Linked DNA regions of Homo sapiens: region 2 is linked to region 1. A link is a contact called in ENCODE POLR2A ChIA-PET data. All regions are on one chromosome and are shown on one strand. The core of a region is the stretch at or near the end of the contact, and the rest is flanking DNA. Distances in the headings are between cores, read along the strand shown.

Region 1 (4,273 bases), core at 129-2,628:
GCCACCATGCCCGGCCTCTCTCTCTTTCTTTCTTTCCTTTCTTTCCCTTCTTTCCTTTCCTTCCTTTCTTTCTTTCTTTCTTTTTTTTTTTTTTTGGTTTTGTTTTGTTTTGTTTTGTTTCTGAGACAGGGTCTCACTCTGTTGCCCAGGCTGAGGTGCAGTGACACAATCTCAGTTCACTGTGCAGCCTCAGCTTCCTGGGCTCAAGCGATTCTCCACCCCTCAGCTCCCTGAGTAGCTGGGACTACAGGTGTGAGCCACCAATGCCTGGCTAATTTTTGGTATTCTTTGTAGAGACTGGGTCTCACCCAGGCTGGTCTCAAACTCATGAGCTCAAGGCGATCCATCCGCCCCAACCTCCCAAAGAGCTGGGTTACAGGCATAAGTCACCACACCCAGCCATAAATGATAGGTATTTCTTATGCTGTAAGCTATGCAAAATTAAAAACTCGTAACCTTCTATCAGTTCCCTTTTTTTCCTTTAACATCTTGGTCTTTAAAACAAAATTTAAAAAAGAAAGAAAGAAAGAAAGAAAACTGTTGCCTTAGTCCTTGAGAGTCAGTGGCTCAAAATGTATCCCGTTTATCTTTACATAAACTTACTGCAAGTGAAGAATCTGAATTCAAACTTCTTGGATGTTATTTTGGTCTTCATTTAAACTATGTGAGTATAAATAACAGAATGCACAGTATCCTCCAGAAAACAGGTTATCTTCATTTCATTTTACAAATGGTTGTCCATAAGATAGTTCTAGAATTGTTAGAATTGTTGTTGTTATTGTTGTTGTTAAGGGATTCTGCACTGCTTTCAGTTTTATTAAATATCCACAGAATGTTAATAGATAAAACTAATTTTTTTTTTTTTAGAGAAGGAGTCTTGTTCTGCTGCCCAGGCTGGAGTGCAGTCAGCGGCGCGATCTCGGCTCACTGCAACCTCCGCCTCCTGGATTCCAGCAATTCTCCCGCCTCAGCCTCCTGAGTAGCTGGGACTACAGGTGCATGCCACCATGCCCAGCTAATTTTTTGTATTTTAGTAGAGACAGGGTTTCACTGTGTTGCCGGGCTGGTCTTGAACTCCTGAGCTCAGAAAATCCACCTGCCTTGGCCTCCCAAAGTGTTAGGATTACAGGAGTGAGCCACTGCACCCGGCCAAAACTAATTTTTGAAAATAGCCCTAGCCTGGCTGGGTGCAGTGGCTCACGGCTGTAATCCCAGCACTTTGGGAGGCCAAGGTGAGTGGATCACCTGAGGTCGGGAGTTCAAGACCAGCCTGACCAACATGGAGAAACCCTGTCTCTGCTAAAAAATACAAAATTAGCCAGGTGTGGTGGTGCATACCTGTAGTCCCAGCTACTCAGGAGGCTGAGGCAGGAGAATCTCTTGAACCTGGGAGGCGGAGGTTGCAGTGAGCCGAGATCTTGCCATTGCACTCCAGCCGGGGCAACAAGAGCAAAACTCCATCTAAAAAAAAAAAATAGTCCTAGCCCTCAGGAAACTGACATGGTATGTAGGTTTGGACCAGACCTAAATAAAATAGCTTCAGTTAACTATTAAATTATAATTTAGGAACCAGAAGGAACTTATTTATAACAAAAACTTTGAATTGCCAGAATTTTTACAGATTTTAGCAGAGCAGAGTAAATTAATAACATCTGATTGCATGTTTCCTTTTCATTTTCCATAAAGAAAAGCCTTAAATCAAGCCATTTTTTTTTCCAGAGGGTAATGTACTAGGGCTACAAATAAATTCATTTAGCCCAATAAAGGTAGTCTTAACAGTAGCCAGAGTCATCTGGGACCATTGTAGCATCTTAAACACAGATTCTAAGAAATGTTTAGAAACTATAAAGAACAAAATAGTTATGTCTTCATCTGCTGAAGGAATTCTAATTTGCACATGAATAAGACACACAGCCCCTTTGACTAACCTGATGAAGATAAAACAGTGTCCTGAGTCAAGGTGAAGCTCTTTAAGATGGGAAAAAAATGCAAATTTGATATTGAGGCCATGGCAGGAGAATCACTTGAACCTGGGAGGCAGAGGTTGCAGTGAGCCGAGATCGTGCCACTGCACTCCAGCCTGGGCCACAGAGCGAGACTTTGTCTCAAAAACAAAAGATACTGGGGCCATAGGAGGAATGTGATAAACCAGATGGTAGAGGAGAAATGCCATTATGTGCAAGAATAAATGTAGAGTGCAAAATGCTCTGGGTGTTGATAAAAGGCAATTACAGTAAAAGCCTTTCTAAGTAAAAAGGTCCATTGTAAAATCTGGCGGCCACATAGCCTAGTGGTTAGGAATATAAGCCCAGGAATTGCACTAGATTTGAATCCTGGTTCTACCACTAACTAGACATGCGACACTGGCAAGTTATGTAGTCTATCTGAGTTTTGGTTTCTTTTTCACTAAAATAAGGAAATCTATAAAAATATATCTCAGCCAGGGGCAGTGGCTCACGCCTGTAACCCCAACACTTTGTGAGGCCAAGGTGGGCGGATCACAAGGTCAGGAGTTTGAGACCAGCCTGGCCAACATGGTGAAACCCTGTCTCTACTAAAAATACAAAAAATAGCTGGACGTGGTGGCAGGCACCTGTAACCCCAGCTGCTCGGGAGGCTAAGGCAGGAGAATTGTTTGAACCCGGGAGGCAGAGGTTGCAGTGAGCCGAGATTGCACCATTGCACTCCAGCCTGGGTGACAGAGCGAGACTCCGTCTCAAAAAAAAAAAAAAAAAAAAAAGTCTCTAAAATGAGGATAACATAGTACTCATCTCTAGGACTTTGGTGGTGTTTACATAAGAGTTAGTTCCTGTGAAGTACACAGAATAAGACAAGGCATACAGGAAGCACATGACTCACTTTCTCATCTCCAAATCTTTGCCTATATGACACCTTCAGTGAGGCCCTCCCTTGATGGCCCTAATGAGTTGGCAATCCCATGCTTTCTGTCCTCTTCTGCCAGTTTATTTGCCTTCCCGTTGTAGAATGAGGGAATATTAATTGTGCTCAGAACAGTGTCTGACACATAGTGGGTACTCAATAAATAATCGTGTGTGTGTGTGTGTGTGTGTGTGTGATAACTGGTATTATTTGTTCAAGAGGGATTTTAGATTAGGAGTGGTGAATTTGAGAGGCACAAAGTATAAGAGGGAAAATCAAAGTGCAGCAAGGGTGGCAGTGGCAAAGGAATGAGATTTAAGGGATAGAGGCTTACAAGCAAATGGCATCATTAGGTATAGATCATTGTTGTCATTTAATTCTCAACAATCAAGATAAATGAGTTATACAGAGAAGATTATTCATGCTGCCCTAGGTAGGCCACTATTTACCATGCTTATTCTCAACAGAAACCAGTAATTCTAACTCCTTTTGTCTTACAGGCTGGAGATATAATAACAGAGCTGGAATCTGTAGATGATGACTGGATGAGTGGAGAACTTATGGGAAAATCTGGAATATTTCCCAAAAACTACATACAGTTTCTACAGATCAGCTAGAGGAGAAGCTTGTCTGTGTTCCTTGGCACAAGAACTCACTTGAACTATCACCTTGACTATCAGATATGTTTTTGCACTATTTTTTTTAACTGAAAAAGAAATATCTAAGCTGTACATGGTACACTAGAATTTTCTGAAAGCAGAAAACGTTCAGATTTTGTAGTTAATTTTCATTACAATAGAAACATGCACATGGAAACCCATGAGCTAGGATTCTACCGAGGAAAACATCTAGTGGGATTAGCAAGGTGAAGGGAAAGCATCTGGTGGCATGGCAGCATGGGGAGGCTCACACACAGAAGTTGCACGTGGACATCTGTTTTAATCAGCACAAGTGAATTAACCATGCTTCTTCATTTTTTTACTTTAGTTAAAAAAGAGGACATTTAATATTCTACATGCTGTAACTATCAGGACATGGTTAGCAATCTCAATTTCATTTTTGATATTCAAATTAATTCTTACAGCTTGAGCATATCAGCCTTATTACCAGAGCAAATCCTTCCTTCAGATGGGATAGTTTACTGACTAGTTGGAGCATTTGTAAGCACATGGTGAAATCAGCCCCTGCCCACCAAAATAATCTTTATGTTACCAAGTGATTCCCATTTGTCTAAGGATTTGAAGGGGGTCTAAATTGGATGTATCTTACTTAGTCTAAAGAACCAAAACCATCCCTGAAATGCCTTGCTAATACAACTAATCCTTCCATATATGTGCCATACTTATTTTTTTCCTCAGTGTATACTTTATGTTAACAGGGTTATTACAAAGCA
Region 2 (4,273 bases), core at 954-3,453, 550 kb before region 1:
CACCTGTTAGTGTGCAAGGGTTCCAGTTGCTCCATGTCCTCACCAGCACTTGTTATTGTCCATCTTTTTGATTCTATAGCCGTCCTAGTGGGTGTGAAGTCGTATCAGGGAGGATTTGATTTGCATTTCCATAATCTGTTGAGAATATTTTTGTATCTTATTTTTATAGTGTACTTTTTTAAAAAAGAAAAATGTGTTACAGATATTTTTTTCCAAATTTAATAGAAGAGTCCAAGCATGGCTTGGGTTTTAGAAAGCTGTGAGCCAGAACAGAGACTCTCTGATCCTACTGGTTATTGGTGTTGCCTCTGGCAGAACTGGAAGAGGCTCCAATAAGTGATTAGATAGATGACCAGGGGATAAGGAAGAAAGGTGACTGAGTGACTGACTCCTAGGGATGACAGACACACAGAAAGAAGAATCATGTCCTGAGAGCAGAATTCCGAATTCCAAAGAACCTCCCACTTTGTGCTCTAATTGGTTATGAATCTGCCTTTCTCTGCCTGTCTCTCACCCACTTCCTTGTGCATTATCTTCATTCCTTCTGCCTTTCACTGCACCCTCCTCCCAGGTGTCCTGCCAGTGCTCCCGACATTTACAAACCTCATCCCTTCAGCACCCCAGAGCCAGGGGAGTTAAGAGGTTGCTGCCACAAAGCAGCCTTGTTCTTCAGAATCAGAAATAGAAGCTGGGAAATTATATATCATCATGAGCAGTTATCTCCTGGGAACTGTAGACAAAAGCACCCCGTGTGCCCCTCACAAGACCCAGGCTGTGTATTGAAGTGGCAGGTGGCACCCCGTCTCCTCCCCTCACTAAAGACAGGGTCAGCTTGGACACATCAGACTCCCAAACTGTCAGAGTTACAGCTAACCTGAAAACAGCCTCCCAGGATTCCCAAGCCTCTTGTGACTCGCCCTGGATGTCGTCCAGACAGCTGGTTAGTCATGGTTCAAGGGAAATCGCATGGGTTGTGTAGGTGTACGAAGGAGATCCTTCATGCACGTCTGGAAACAGATGCAGATGATCCACCATCCCCTGAGGATTGTCCAGTTAACGTTTCTGGAATTGGGTGCCGCAGAGATGGAAATCGCGTTTAACACACAAGTGTTCCATAATAACCAATCTCTTGTCTACTTTGTGGTCTGCTTTAAAGAGAAATCGCCAAAAACCTTTTAATGTACAAAATGTTATATATCATGCACCAAAGCTGTATTACAAATGACTAGATGTCTTTTTCTCTCTTTAGTGCTTCAGTTATCTGCACAGTTTACTGGGCCCCGCTTTATTAGGGGCTTGGGTTGATGTTTGTGCCTTTCTAGAAAAGTAACCTTTCACAATACTTGCCTTTGACCAAAAAGGGGGCTCCCTTCTCTGTAACTGTGACAGCTCCCTCCATGCCATGTCCCTTGAACAGGTCTTTCCACCATATCCTGACCTTGGAAACCCAGGACAGGCAGGGAGAGGCTAGAGTCTTGTGTGCTTTCCTTCAGGATACTTCAAAAATAGCTTTAGCTAGAAACAGTTGGGTGGCAACTAAGAGGGTGTGTAAATTCAGTCCTCAGGGAACCAAAGGCCGAGTCTCTGCCCCATGTGTCAGAGCCGGCTCCAGTGTCTGTGTGTGATGGGGAGTTCCCAGCTTGCATTACCCAGTACTCCTGGTCGGCCATTTATTAACACAGAGGACCAGCACTGTGCTAGAAATTCCTTGTTACATCTGTTTGTCTTGGGTAGGCAGCAGCAGGGCCTGGGAGCTGCGCTCCTGGCTGGAAACAGTTGCACTTGGATATCACTTCTCAGGGTGGGATTAAACACAGACAAAAGCTGAGGATTTATGCTGCAGCACAGGGCTCGGCAGCCACAGAGGCCACTCTGTGAGCGTCAAGAGGGCCAGGAGCAGGAGAGTCTGGCCTGGAGACAGGGCCGCTCCACTACCACCCAGTGGCTCCCACCCTCCTGGACTCCAGCCAGGAGTGCACAATCCTCGTCTTAAATAGGATTGAGCAAAGGATGGGACAACCGGCGTCTGTTGTATAAGCCTAGGGGACTGGGGACTGGGGGCCTCGACTGTCATGGCCACTGCACTAATTTGTGGAGTTAACTAACATTATGTATTCTAACTCTGGGAGGAAAGGACATTTCAGCCACCGGGCTCCCATGTGTTCCAGGAGGCTGCTGAATGATGTTTCTCTAGCGGCACTGCTTGGTACCACCCCGCCTGGCCCTCCTTCTCGGGGAGCAGCCAGCCTCTTCGTTTGAAGGCATCTGTCCTAGAGGTGCACTGCTTCTCCTTCTGAATGGTGTGATTGGAAGTGATCCCCAAGCACTCTGCCACTCTTCCGCTTATTTTGGCCCAGGCAAATCCAGCCAACATTCGAGCTGTGGGTCCCGTCAGAAAGAGGCTGGCTCACTGGCCAGCCTGCTCAGGGTCTGCCGTGTGCTTCCCACCGCAGCAGCTACCACAGGCGCTGAGAAATCGCTCCCTGGTCTGTGTCTGCAGACGCAGACCCAGGAGGGGCCCCGCCTACTTCCAGGCACAGGCTGCTCGTCCGCCTGGTTTTCCTGGAGGGAACTGCTGCGTAGATTTTTCACGAGCAAGTCCTTACAGGTGGTTTCTGTTTTGAGCCAGGTTTTCAGCTAGGAGCTTTTTTGGGAGTCTGTGCAGATGAACAAAATCAACACTGGTCAAAGTCTAGATATCTACGAGGAGGGGATAAATTATGATAAATACATCTGATGGATACTAGCTAGATCTTTTTATTAAGAAAGTACTTCTGTGCTAAATGAAAGAAAGCAGGACACAAACTGAATATACGTTATGATCCCAAGTATGTTACAAAACAGAAAGAAAAAGATGGGAAGAAAAAACACCAAAATATTAACATTGGTTTTCTTGAGAAAATGGGAATTCCGGTGATCTCTTTTGATCTCTCCTGTATTTCCTTATATTTTCTGCAGTGAATGTGTATTAACTTTTATTATTAGAAAATGATTTTTAAAATTTAAGTCCTAGTTCAAAAAATAAACGTGTCAGAGAAAGGGGGCAGATGGACTCCTCCGACTTACAGGGCAGCTCCATGGAACGCCATCCAGGTCCCCAGTGCTTCTGCTGGCAGCACTCCACTGATAAGCATGTTGAGAGTGAGGAAGTTTCTTCCCGCTTCTGTGCCCCCTTTCTCCCAATGGTTTCCTCATTGTCAGGCCACGTACATATCTGCTGAATTGAGTTGGAGGCACGTGCATTCTGTATTTTTCTAAGAGTAGGGCCAGGCTTTTCCTGAGCAGTCGGGCAGCGGCAGAGGGGTGCCCTGTAGGGAGCTTACCCAGGACCTGCCAAGCACACCTCCTTGGCCACAGTCACAGCGCACGTTCTGAGGCACCAGGCTGAAGGCGCAGTGCCTGTCCCAGCAGTGATAAGTATTTGTGGTTTGTTTTTGAATCAGACTGGGGAAGACTTTGAGCCCTGCTGAGACTCAGAGCATCTCCCTTTTATTTGCTTTGCTGTTCGTGCTAATTATGGAAGAGCTCTGTTTTTCCAGGAGGAATGGCTCCTGGTTGGCCCGTTCTCGGCCACCAAGGTAACAGGGAAAGTTGGGTGTTCAGTCATGACTGTGGACTGGACGGAGGTGGCACCGGTGGGAGACCAACAGAGGAAGCCCTCCTCCCGGCTCCCAATTCTGGCTTTCGCTAGAAGACAAGAGAAATGAGGAAAACAGCTACCCTAGGAAATAGCCTTCCTTGAAAATGGTTTCCTTTTTCTCAGGTTTGATGAATTTGGGGATTTGTTGTTGTCATTTTTTAAGTAAAAAAAAAATGCCCCAAACATTAGCGTTCATTATCCTAGTCTGATTTGGGTCCGGCTCTACCTGTAGGAGATGAATGTGGTAGGCCAGGGGGCCCCTGTGGATTCTAATTTATGTTTTCAGTTGTTTGCCATTTTGTATCTTCATTACGGGGCTACTTTCCTGCCTCCCTAAAGTCATCTTTCCCAGCATGCTGTTTCTGGACTTTATTTAGTACCGTGGTTACCTCCTGCAGGCTGTGTGGCCCCATCCTTCACCAAAATGTCACCTCAATTAATTCGGCGGCCATGAGACAGATCCATCAGTGGCCCGCCGACTCCCGTCAGCAGGCGCCCATGAGTGATGGGCACCTCCACGCCTCCCGCGGCCCCCCCCCGCCATGTGGAGTCAGCCGGGCAGGACTCACCATCCCTCTGGGCACGAGGGCATCTGGCTGGCCCGAGTCCTCTCACACCTTATGCTGAGGGAGA

Evidence for each region. ChIA-PET counts read pairs that join two places held with the same protein, here RNA polymerase II (POLR2A).
Region 2: POLR2A ChIA-PET joins it to region 1 with 12 read pairs in AG04450. The contact joins the enhancer-like site here to the promoter of SH3D19-AS1 in region 1. POLR2A ChIA-PET finds 5 or more read pairs at or near these places in 2 of 52 experiments (AG04450 and common myeloid progenitor, CD34-positive).

What each region holds. Positions count from the first base shown.
Region 1 is chr4:151,121,315-151,125,587 of GRCh38, reverse strand. SH3D19-AS1 (SH3D19 antisense RNA 1) reads right to left here and starts at 1,378. Exons shown (of 2, transcript XR_001741442.2): 1 at 1,339-1,378. SH3D19 (SH3 domain containing 19) reads left to right here. Exons shown (of 20, transcript NM_001378122.1): 20 at 3,381-4,273. The coding sequence ends at 3,497.
Region 2 is chr4:151,673,162-151,677,434 of GRCh38, reverse strand. All of the region lies in intron 11 of GATB (glutamyl-tRNA amidotransferase subunit B), which reads left to right. It overlaps LOC107986197 (a long non-coding RNA gene), which reads right to left. Exons shown (of 2, transcript XR_001741447.3): 1 at 875-4,273; 2 at 1-135. Among named protein-coding and RNA genes, the nearest start is that of GATB, 86 kb to the left of the region's middle. RefSeq lists an enhancer at 4,089-4,273. Within about 2 kb of position 2,203, at least 5 of the 41 ENCODE cell types and tissues checked have a DNase peak (open chromatin) inside an H3K27ac peak, as active enhancers do.